Linked DNA regions of Homo sapiens: region 2 is linked to region 1. A link is a contact called in ENCODE Hi-C or POLR2A ChIA-PET data. All regions are on one chromosome and are shown on one strand. Each heading gives the region's core, a stretch centred on a gene start or an enhancer-like site at or near the end of the contact. The rest is flanking DNA. Distances are from core to core; before and after follow the strand shown.

What was found. Hi-C counts contacts between places; a loop is a spot of excess contacts on that map. ChIA-PET counts read pairs that join two places held with the same protein, here RNA polymerase II (POLR2A). Pooled maps may share reads with other maps.
Region 2: a map of CD8-positive, alpha-beta T cell shows a loop between it and region 1 (5-fold over the local background). The contact joins the promoter of ZNF488 here to the promoter of TMEM72-AS1 in region 1. A Hi-C loop is called at or near these places in 1 of 168 maps with a recorded cell type or tissue (CD8-positive, alpha-beta T cell) and 5 of 50 pooled maps. POLR2A ChIA-PET finds 5 or more read pairs at or near these places in 1 of 52 experiments (CD4-positive, alpha-beta T cell).

Annotation. Positions count from the first base shown.
Region 1 is chr10:44,956,514-44,962,559 of GRCh38, forward strand. TMEM72-AS1 (TMEM72 antisense RNA 1) reads right to left here and starts at 3,176. Exons shown (of 8, transcript NR_033842.1): 1 at 3,079-3,176. It overlaps RASSF4 (Ras association domain family member 4), which reads left to right and starts at 3,289. Exons shown (of 11, transcript NM_032023.4): 1 at 3,289-3,353. RefSeq lists an enhancer at 2,968-3,262 and a silencer at 3,040-3,259.
Region 2 is chr10:47,380,697-47,386,742 of GRCh38, forward strand. It overlaps ZNF488 (zinc finger protein 488), which reads right to left and starts at 3,597. Exons shown (of 2, transcript NM_153034.4): 1 at 3,524-3,597. RefSeq lists an enhancer at 3,504-4,003 and a silencer at 3,566-4,045.

The DNA of each region.
Region 1 (6,046 bases), core at 1,926-4,425:
GAGAGACAATTAGGGGACAAGATCATCTAGGGAAGGGGTTGGCACACTATAGCCCTGCCATCCATTTTTTAAAATAGTTTTATGAGAACCACAACCATGTCCTTTGGTTTACATATTGTCTATGGCTACTTTCAAACTACCCCAGTAGTGGTGAGTAGTTGTGACACGGACCATTTAGCCCACAAAGCCTAAAATATTTACTATCCAGCCCTGTACAGAAAAGGTTTACCAACCTCTGCCTTGAAGAAATAGGGGCTAATTTTTCTCCATGGTAGGGAGTCTGGAGTAGGCAGTGCAGGGTTGGTGCAGAAGCTCCATGATGTTAAGAAGGATCCAGACACCTTTGATCTTTATGCTCTGCCAGCCTCAGCATGCGGACATGTTGCTTTATGATCTCAACATGGCTGCCAGTGCTCCAGACATTACACATCATGTCCTCATTTGAGACAGGCAGGCAGGAGAGACATCTGTTCTTTCTACCAGAAAAGCAAAAGTTATCTTCACCATCCCTCAGATCTCTCCTCCCCCAGGACACCTTCCCCCATCTCTGCGTCCAGAAGTAGGTCGTATGGCCACTTCTAGCTTCACTGAAAAAAAGCTATGAAAAGGATTGTCAAGACTTAGACAGCTGTTTTGTTTTTTTTAACTGTAACCCACAGTAAGAAGCACACATAACTGAAACATAAACAATGCAAACAAAAAGTTCCACAAAACACAACTTATATTTACTATTTGTGCTGTACACTGGTATTTTCCCTTGCATTTTTGAAGTACTAGTCACATCATCAACTAAATTAATTTCATGACCCACTATTGGGTTGTAAGTAGAGTATGAAAAATACAAGTGGGCATGAGCCATAACTAGGGGCTGGCATGTTGCTGCTACAGACAAGTGGGTATTTCTCTCTCCTTTCCTTCCCTCCCTCCCTCTCTCTTTCCTCTCTTCCCCATTCCCTCTTTCCTCCCTCCCTCCTTCCTTCCCTCCTTTCCTTCCTTCCTTCCCTCCTTTCCTTCTTTCCTTCCTTCCTTCCGTCCTTCCTTCCTTCCTCCCTCCCTCTTTCCCTTTCTTCCTTCCTTCCTTCCTTTTTGTCCTTTTCCTTCTTTCCTATCTTTCTTTTTTCCAAAGAAGGAAATGGACATTGGCTGGCAACCAACAGTATCTGTAGCCTCCACCATAAGTGAGCTGGAGACCACACCCAGTTCTACTGAACCCTGAAAGAAAAGGTGACCCCTCCTTCTGAGGGGTCTGACAATGGACCCTCCCCTTCTGAGGGGAGGACGCTGACAATGGACACCTGTGTCTGATGTAAAATGCAAGCACTCACAGCCATAAAAGAGAATAAAATCGTGTCCTTTGCAGCAGGATGGATGTGGCTGGATGCCATTATCCTAAGCGAACTAATGCAGAAATAGAAAAGCAAACACCACATGTTCTCGCTTACAAGCAAAAGAGCTAAATATCGGGTTCACCTAGACATAAAGATAAAAACAATAGACACTGGGGACTTCAAAAGTGGGAGGGAGACAGCGGGGCGAGGGGTGAAAAACTTCCTATTGGGTACTATGCTCACCATCTGGGTGACAGGATCAATCCCAAACCTCAGTACCACACAATGTACAATTGTAACAAACCCGCACGTGTATCCCCTAAATTTAAAATAAAAATGGAAATTTTAAAAAATGCAAGCAGTAACACCAACTGCCCAGGAGTGCTGGGGGAATTGCATGGGATCCCCAATGTAAAGCACTAGCATAGTGTCTGAGCCCACAATGGGTGCACAGGACACATGGGGTTGCTGTCCCAAACCCAGTCCTCACTCAGAGCCAGTCATGGCCCTGTGAACAGCATTAATTAGGTCAGAGAGAATGATTCACACTCGAGTTCTGGAGAGCCCAGGGAAACTGTTATGTCACCCTGGTGCTATGTTTACTTCTCCTATCAGGAGTGATTAAATTCTTAGGATCTCATGCTCAGAGGTTGACAGTTATATTGAATTTTACCCACTTTTAAAAAACCTTTGGAAGCACCCGATTATTTGTCTCAGCTTTGATGAGGGCTGTGGAAGAGCAAATGTGTCATGACAAGTCACCAACCACAGGGAGCCTCAGAGCTGTCAAAGGATGGGCCATTCTCCAAAAATTCAAGCAAACGCAGAAACGGGAGGGCCCCTGGACTGGGTATCTTCAGTCCTGTCACTTTTTGCAGGTGGGGGTTCCAACATAAGTCATACAGCAGCCATACAAGCATTAGCACAGCCCCTCTAAGTCGAAGTTCAGGGACCCATGAGACTCAAATCCCAGGCTGATTTTGGTGCATATGGCCACCTGCACTTTCTAGAAGATCCATATCAGATTCTAAAATGGCCATGAGACCCTAAAAATATTAGGAAACGCACACTGAATGAAACTAAAATGATTTATGTTAGGGGTGGGAGAGAACAGGTCCAGAGGTCAGAGCTGGGAATCGTGAGGTAAAGCAGAAATTGCAAATGTTTTCCATCAACCCCATCCCCCACCTTGACACCCCCACACCCCAGAAACACTGAACTGTTCCCAGTTCCCCAAATGGCTTGTGGTTTTCTGTCCTCTCTGCCTCCGTGCTGGCAAATATTCGTCCAGGAGGCAGTGACTGGGAGAGAAAGACTAACTTCTTATTCACCAGATCGGATTTCTTAAACAATAAGGAGTTCTAAGAGGCCATGCCAAGCAAACGGCCAGACTGTACAAAGGTGCCCCTTGAGCAATAAATAGCAAATGCTCTGGGCTTTACTGATAAGCCTCCCCAGACTCCAAGCCCCACCAGGCATGCAGACAAGTGCCTGCAGTGATTGCAGCGCCTGCGCAGCGGCCCTTGTTGGAAGTCCAGGAGTCCGCGCTACCCCGCAAAGTCCCTGGCCGCTGCCCGCACACCGAACCTCTCGGGGCTGAGTCGGGCTGCTTTCTCCTCGCGTCCCGGGGCGCCCTCGGGAACTCGGGAGCGCGCGGCGAGCTGAACAATGGCCTGGGGACACCTGGCAGGTCGCAGGCCCCAAATCTTCCCCGCCGCCCCTAGGCCACCGCCCTGCACCCGGAACCTACCGGCGTTCCCAGAGCGGGGCGGACGGGGCGGTGCCATTGGCCGGTGCGGAGTGAGGGGCGTGCTCGGGGCGGGACGGAGAGACCGGGGCGGCACCTTTGGCCGTGCCGGGCGAGAGGCGGGGAGCGGGGCGGGGCGAGGGGCGAGGGGCGGGGCGAGGGGCGGGCCTGGCCCCGAGCAGCTGAAGCCTGGGGTCAGCAGGCGCTGCGGGCGCAGCTCCGGTGCAAGCGAGGACACGACACATGCAGTGGCTTCTGGACTGCGCGATGACTGGACGGTGAGTGATGAACGAGCAGGAGAGTGCTTGGGCGTCCATGGAGCATCCCCTCCGACCCAGGACTGCCACCAGGCAGGGACGCTGAAGCCTGGGCACTTGTGCCCTTCGGCCGCAGCGCGCAGGGTCCCTCCCCCGCCAGCCTGGCGCATTGCGGGCCTCGGGCTCATTGCTGAGAGGGGGCACTGCGCCTGGCACCTCTGTTAAGCAATTTAGGGGCTACAACCTGAGCAAGACAGATGAGCCCGGCCACTGGCTACACCTTTTTTGTTCACCTTGTCCTTAACCAGTTTCCTAGAAGCACTGATCCTAGAGTTGGGGAGAGAGCCTAGAGGCCTCTGGCACAACTCTGATTTCACTGATGGAAATCGAACGCCAAGATAATAGCAGCAGGGGGGGTCTGTCTCACAATCGCTGTCTGTAGAGGGCTCGCCTTGCTCTGGGCCAAGTGCTTTAACACGATATGCCTCTTACTCCTCACAGCAAGTGAGAGTCCTACTTTCGTTATCCCCTTTTCAGATGTGAAAACTGAGGCTTAAAGAGTTATAAAATTGTCCACCTTTACCGGATGAGTTGGTGATGGAGCCAGGATTTGAACCCAGGGCTTGTTGTGCCCCTGAGTCTCTTGCTCTTCACCCTTAGTCTCCGAAGGTCAGCCTGCCTGCTGCCCTGCTCTTCTGGGCTCCTGACTCCGGTCCCATCCTGCACTTCCCACTTCCAAAACATGCCTCAGTGTTTTCATTAACCTGGCACGGCGGAGGGAGGGAGGCCTCCTCTCACACCAGAATCAGTGCCCAGGCCAGGGCCAGCACTTTCTTAAAACACAGTAAGGACAGCTTCAGGAGCCCCATTTCACATAGGAATTAAATAAGGTCGCACAGCAAATAAGGGCTGGGCTTCTGGAATTTGAACCCAAGCAGGTTAGACTCCAAAGCTATGCTTTGCACTCACAGAGGAGCCCCTCGCTGGCTTTGCTGTAGTTTAACTGCCCACAGTACTAAGGTGTCAATCAGGATTTGTTGCCAGAAACCATTTTTTTTTAAGTTAGAAGTGAATTGGTGAAGTAACAGGTAAATGTAGACCATCCTGCCTTCTGTTCCTCTGTGTGGTTCCTTAGCTACTTCTGCCAGGACAGCAGGTTAGGGGAGAAGACAGGAAGGGAGAGGGTCAGAGGAGAAAGAGGAAGGGAGGGAAGAGGAGAGATGAAACTCATTAAACTTAGGTTAAAAAAATGCTGGCCGGAAATTGTCATGGGCTGTTTCAGCACTTTGTCAGTGTATGTGAAGGCTGTTGTCATTAGTTCTAGCCATAATTCTCTCAGTGTGTAGTGCTGGTGATTTGACAACAAAAAGGTTGATGCTACAGATTAAAGTGTCTGTCTGAAACTCAGGAGATTGGGTTGTATTTCCACCATGAAGCTCCAGTGGGTAGCCTGGAGGTCGAGAACAGAATCAAGGTCCAGGGTCGCCCTGGGTCAGGACCAAGTGGACCATGACAGATAACAAAGAACATGAACGAAACTTGGGTGTGTGTCAGAGTTCAGATTCTGGACGTGCAAAGCCTCAAAGGGGAGACCTAACTAGGGGATCTGCCAGAAAGCCCTCTGCCCTGGGCCCCTGGGGTCTGGGGCCTGGTTTCAGGTGTCAGCTCAGACTCTCTCCTCATTCATGGCCACTCCTGCAGGCAGGCCTCACATTCCCATCTCTGGGGCTCCACAGTCTCTCCAGAGCCCCCAACTCCCAGTGTCAATAAGAATAGTAATGGGAGCCTCTTTTCATTATGGGTGAGCCCAACACAAGGCCCATCTTACAGGTCTCCTCATTCGTCTTCACAGAAGTCATCGAGGATTATAGTTATTTAATTGATGAGGAGCCCAAGGTTCAGAGAGGGAACTGGACTTGCTTAAGGTAACAGAGCCAGGCAGTCACAGAGCAGAGCTTTAAACCCAGAGCCTTGCAAAGGCTAGGTGGTTATTCTCTCACAGAGTATGTTTGGGGAAATTGTTTTAAAATAAAGAAAATCAAATAAGAAGTGGCTGCACTTCCTAAAGCTTCAACAGTTTTCTTATTTTTGTAAAAGAGAAACTTGTAGTTCCCGGGGTCTCCTTTTCTGGCTGTCCCACCTTCTGCCCTAGGATATACTGTTGAGGAAGAGGCCCGGAACCCCCTCCCTTTGCCCTGCCTGACCTTGGGAAGCAGGGGTGGGGTGTCATTGAGCCCCATAGCTGCAGTGCTGGGAAGAGCCCTGAAGACTCTCTATCAGCTGCCACAACAGCTCTGGCTAAACTGATGCCCAAGAGACGGCGCAACACGCTAGGATCACAGGCCAAGTTAATGCCACAGCAAAACTCACATGCAAGGCTCTACAACGTTCCTCTGCCTCCTCTTTCTTGCTGTGACAGGTTTCAGCAGAGATTCTAAACCTAAGATCTGGGGATCTGGGAGTACATGGACAAGAGCTGTCTCATCTCCCTGCAGTGATATGCAAATTGTGTGTGTGTTTGCACGTGGATGCAGATTGCAACAACATGCACATACATGCATTTTCTGGGGAGAGTGCACTAAGCTTTCAAGAGACTCCAAAGGACTCTATGACCCAAAAGATTCTGGGACCCTTTTGTCTCACAGGGCCCTTATGTCCCCAGCAGTGACATGTGGCACACAGGCCTGGGGCAGTGGACAGCACAGGTGAGGGCA
Region 2 (6,046 bases), core at 2,347-4,846, 2.4 Mb after region 1:
TCTCAGGTAACCTTCGAGCCTTCCATCCAAATAGATGTTAAGTGCACGGGCTCCACGGTTGGAGGCCAGCTCTGCTGTATCCAACCTGTGACCTTGGGCAAGGCGTGGGTCCCCTCCAGGCCTGTTTTCTGATCTATAAAGAGGGTCACCTTGGTGTTTTCTTCACTGGGTTGTGGGAAAGATTAGAAGGATTAATATAGAGAAAGTGCTAAGGAACCTGGCTCAGTAAACATTAGGGGTATCACTTCTTATCGCACTGAGTGCAAAGGGACAGAGTCCACTCCATGGCAGCCTTCCCATTACTCCTGAGCTCTCAGGGACCAGTGCATAACAGTGTTTAATAAATGACCAAACAGCCTGGGCATTTTTCTCCTTCCTGCTCCACCTACAGAAGAAAGAACTCTTGGCAAACATCTGGATAACCTCTTTTTCCTGGGATGTCTGAAGTCACTCCCTAACCCAAGCCAACTGGCCAGCCTCAAGCTGTTCTGAGCTGCAGGTCAGGCACCAGATCTTATTCAGAGACACCATGTACCCCCACCCGCTCCCCCCAAGCAGTGCTTTGCTGCATCTGCTTTTCTCTTCAGTTAAAACACACAAGAGCAGAAAATACCTCCTGTCTTCTAATCCTTTGGTATCCCTAGTCTCTGCAGAAGCTTCCCAGACCCTTTTGGAAGATTCCAGAGGACAATCATCTACGGGCCTTTTCTGCATTTGGATTGTGAGGTCCTGGGGTTTCCTAAGAAAGGGAATACACCTGTTTCCAGGAATCCTCCTGGCTCTGGCACACTGAGGAAATTAAACACTGAAGGTGATCCAGGCTTTCCCAGAGGCTGGCTGGTGGCACTGGGGAGATGAGCAATTCCTGGTCAGCCCCTACAGGCTCTGTGGCCAGCTACGCCTGGACCCCTCTAGCAGCAATGCCTGCTGCATTCGAGGAAAGCCAAGTGCAGGAGACTGCGAACACAGCCAGTACCCATGGAAGCAGGGAGAGTGGCCCTAGTGCAACATAACTTGGCCACGTCGACCCTCATAGGGGTGGATGTGATCTCATCATCCACTCAGATGTCTGAGACTGTGCAGAAGCAGGGCCAGTGAAAGCAGAGGGCAGATCCAATGCTTCAATGGGGCCCTGCTGTGCAGATTGAGAGTCTGCCATGAATATGACTGAGGATGGCCAGGACATAGAACAGGGAGCAGTGTTCTGCCAAACAATGCCAATAGGCAGTGGCTGGTGCTGTGTGGAGTGATATTTTAGACGTTATATTTGCCAGGGCTGCAGCAACATGGAAGTCACATAAAGGGACTGAATTAGCCCTGGTCACTCAGGCGCCAGGGCACTACTTGTGTTCCAAATCAACCCTGCCACTACCTGCCTGAGCTCAGACAAACACTCTGGGCCTCCATCTCTTCATAAGTAAAACAAGAATGGTGATCTTCACTTCAGGCACTCACGGACAGGACTCAACAGGGCTCTGTGCATGCCAGATAGCAAGAGCACAAGGAACAGCAGCTCTTTTCCTGATACAACTAGAGAATAAAGGTGGAGCCTGAGACAGTGGTCCCAATTCCACTGGCAGCCTTCAGGCAAAAAGTCCATGATTTTACCTCAGCTATTCCTTCCGACCTTCCCAGGTTCCAACAATAGCATCATCTAAGGATAAAAAGACAATGATGTTCTTATAGAGGCACAGACCACTAATGAGGAAAAATAAGTTTAAAAATATTTAAGTTTGTCTTTTTTTTTAAATAATTGGTGTGATTATATGTTTCAAACAAAAGTTGCCACCTCTTGGATGTCTGAAAAGAAATCTGCCAAGCAAAGCAGACACGATGATTCTAAATCATTTGCAAAGTCTTTTATCCCTCCCCCCAGAATCCGCATATGTTGGGGATCAGGGATTAGATATAAAGGCAATTTAACTTTTTAAACCAGAAAAAAGCCTCACAAATCACAGTTCCATGCACATACCTATGAATTTGTCCAAAATATCTAGCATATGCAAATTCTTTCACTGAACACACTGCAATGCACCTTCATCATACTTAATTTCTGTTTAATTCTGTGTGATTTATCTACGGCCAAATTTCCATTTCTGTATCAATCAAAAGTAAATTAGTTGAATTTTCATTAAAGGTCATAATAAACTACAATATCATGTTAACTTATTTCCAAGAAGTGAAAGCTTCAACCTTTATTGGTAATTAAGATCTTTACAAACAAACAAGGGCTCTTTTATAACTTAGTGCATATATATTATGTATTTGTGTGTGTTTGAACATATAAATATGTATGTGTCATAAAATATCATTAAAAACTAAATCACATATCTCTGATAAGATTACATTGTAACCAAGAAACAAAAAATTGCCTCGATATAGTTCTATTTTATCCCTCAAAAAGAATGAGACTTGATTTTCTAGAGTTCGTCCCTTATGCATCTACGACAATCTTTGATACTAACAGGAAATATTTTCCCCTTGGCCCTCCTATCTAATGTACATAAAATCATTACTTTCAAATGCCATAATTACTGCCATAAAATGTCTAATGTCTCCCTCAGGAGTAATTAATTTCATTTCTGTACATCAGTGGCATTGGCAACTACATATTTTAGAAATTTACTGTTAATTTCTTATTTCCAGGCTCCCTCAAATGTTTCAAAGCCCTGGCCTCCCACTGTCTTCCTACAACCCTGCTCTGAATCCTGTCCCCTCCCTCCCCTGCACCTGGCATTGCATAGCCTGCCCAGAAGGCAGGTGTGGGTGGGAACGCCCCCTAAATGCTTCTGCAAGGCTTAGCTTCCTGCTGTGCTGTCTGTGTCTATTAGTAAAGGCAAAATGTCAAGGAAAGGATTCAATCAACCCCTTGTCTCTAAAACCAGGTATGTTCTTTTAGCTCATTCTAAAAACTCATTATAATGTGATCATTTGGTATTGTTTTGTTTCCCAGGAAAGGCAGTGAACAGGATACATGTCCAGATCTTTGGATATAATCTGTTGGAGAAAGGATCTGGGGCTGATGCATGGTTCTTACCCTACTGCCCAGCGCAAGCCCGGGCTGAGAATAACAGCAACACAGGATAAACCCCGGGAGAGACAGTGGGAGGGAGGAAAACAACTGCAGCCTGAAAGTCACCCTAGGAGAAAAATTCATAGGCAGAATTCTTGAGTGCTGAAAAAACAGGGGGGAGAGGGAGAAGGTAGGGGAGAAGAATAAACAAAGAGAGGAAAAGAGAGAGGGAGAGAGACTGACACAGAAGAAAATGAAAACAGGAAGACAATAAAGAAGAGATAGAGGAGAAAAAGTGAGAGAAGAGAAAGGGAACAGAAACGGGGATGGGACTCGGAGACGACGTGGGAGAGAGAGGAAGCTGGCGACATTGGGAAGGAAAGGACCCCACAGTCAAAGGCAGGACTCAACAACCCTGTCCTGGGGAAAGGCTGATGTGGAAGTGAGATGGACCCCGCCGCCCGCGCCCGCTCGCGGCTCTGTCCCTGCAGACAGGAGGGTGCGCCTCACCTGGGCTCTCTGGAGATGTGGAGCAAGAGGTGCTGGTGCAGCACAGCCTCCTCCCGGCCAAGAGCACTGCGCGTGGCTCTGAACTTGGCGCCGGAGCCCTGAGGGCGGCCAGATCCCGCCCCCAAGCCGCTCCCGCCTTCGGGGCGTGGTCTCGGCGTCGCCCACCCCCAGGGAAGCTCCAGCCTTCGGGGCGGGGCTTGCGGGTGGGCGGCCCCGGCAGGGGAGGGTGCCGCTGGCCAAAGAACTCACAACCCCGGGAGAAAACCCCCTTCTGACCCTCTGGGCTGCCCGGCCCTTCCCCGGCTCAGCTCCGCGGAGATGCCCCCAGCTGGCTTGGTCAGGGCCGGGCGCCATCGCCTGCGGGAGGGCGAGGGCGTTCTTTGGAGGCGGTGCCTGCTCTCGCCTACGCCCTCTGGTCCTGGGCGCCCGACCTCTCGCTCCTGGGCCCGCGGGGCCTCGGCGATGCGGGCGAGGGCTGCGCGCGGTGCCTGCGGCTCCAGTCTGCGCCGAGGACCCCCACGGCCTCCTGGCCCTCCTTCCCCCAGCAGCCTGGCGGCCGCTCGATCGGCACCTCCCCCCGCCGGAATCGCCCAGCTCCCCCCGGGAGCGCCCGCCGCCTCTGCTCCCCAGACCTCAGCTGTGACCACGCAACGCTCTGCCAGGAAGGCGGACTCCGCGACTCGGGCCATGGTGGAAAATGACAGTTAAAGTGCGTTAAAATTAAGAACTTATACTTTGATTAAAAAACAACAAACGGAGTGAAAAAGCAAGCCACACACTGAAAGAAGATACTTGCAGCAATTGATAAAGGATTAGTATCCAGGATATATACTTTTAATGAATTAGTGTGAAAGAGAGGAACACCCAAAGCAACGAATGGACACAGACATGAATAGGCACTTCAAAGAGGAACCACTAACGACCAAAATCATGTGAAAGGACGAAGTCTCTAGAGTAATTAGAAAATGCAAATTAAGACCACAAGGAGATGTTTAATCATTAGGCATAAATGTTAAAATATAATAATACCAACTGTCATGGAAGGCATGAAGCAAGGGAACCCTAATATGCTGGGGCGAAGTACACCCAATTTCATTTATTATAAAAGACCACTAATTTAAGATATTCTATTATACTAAATACAGCTCCAAAAGAGGGGGAAAAAACTGACAACCAACCAACTCAAATGCTTTTCATCACTTGTAATTTTTAAGTTATATAAAGAAAGATCTATTTTAGACTGTATTAATCCATTCTCACACTGCTATAAAGAATTGCCTGAGACTGGGTAATTTATAAAGGAAAGAGGTTTAATTGACTCACAGTTCAGCATGGATGCAGAGGCCTCGGGAAACTTACAATCATGGTGGAAGTGGAAGCAAAACAGGTCCTTCTTCACAGGGTGGCTGGAAGGAGAAGAATGAGAGAAGTGCAGAGTGAAGGGGGTAAAAGCCCCTCACAAACCCATTAGATTGCCTGAGAACTCACTCACTATCATGAGAACAGCACAGGGCAACCACCGCCATGATTCAATCACCTCCCAGTAAGTCCCTCCCCCTACATATGGGCATTACAATAAGGACTATAATTCAAGATGAGATTTGGGTGGGGAAACAGAGGCAGGCCATATTATTCCACCCCTGGTCCTTCTCAAATCTCATGTCCTCATATTTCAAAACACAATCATGCCTTTCGAACAGTCTGCCAACGTCTTAACTAATTCCATCATTAACCCAAAAGTCCAAGTTCAAAGTCTCATCTGAGACAAGGCAAGTCCTTTCCACCCATGAACCTGTAAAATCAAAAGAAAGTTATTTCCTAGATATAATGCAAGTACAGGCATTGTGTAAATACACCCATTCCAAATGGGAGAAATTGACCAAAACAAAGGGACTACAGGCCCCATGCAAGTTTGAAACCCAATAGGGCAGTCATTAAACCTTAAAGTTCCAAAATGACCTCCTTTGACTCCATGTCTCACACCCAGGTCATGCTGGTGCAAGATGTGGACTCCCACGGCCTTGGGCAGCTCTGGCCCTGTGACTTTACAGGGTACAGACCCCCTCCCAGCTGCTTTCTTGGGCTGCCTTTGAGTGCCTGTGGCTTTTCCAGGCACAAGGTGCAAGTTGTCGGTGGATCTACCATTCTTGGATTTGAAGGGCAGTTGTCCTCTTCTCACAGCTCCACTAGGCAGTGCCCAAGTGGGGACTCTGTGTGGGAGCTCCAGCCCCACATTTCCCTTCTGCACTGCCCTAACAGAGGTTCTCCATCAGGGGCCTGCCCTTGCAGCAACTTCTGCCTGGTCATCTAGGTGTTTCCACACATCCTCGGAAATCTAGGCAGAGATTTCCCAACCTCAATTCTTTTTTTTTTTTTCTTTCCTGACATGGAGTCCCACTCTGTTGCCCAGGCTGGAGTGCAGTGGCATGATCTCGGCTCACTGTGACCTCCACCTCCTGGGTTTAAGTGATTCTCCACTTCAGCCTCCCAGGTAGCTGGGATTACAGGCACCTGCCACCATGC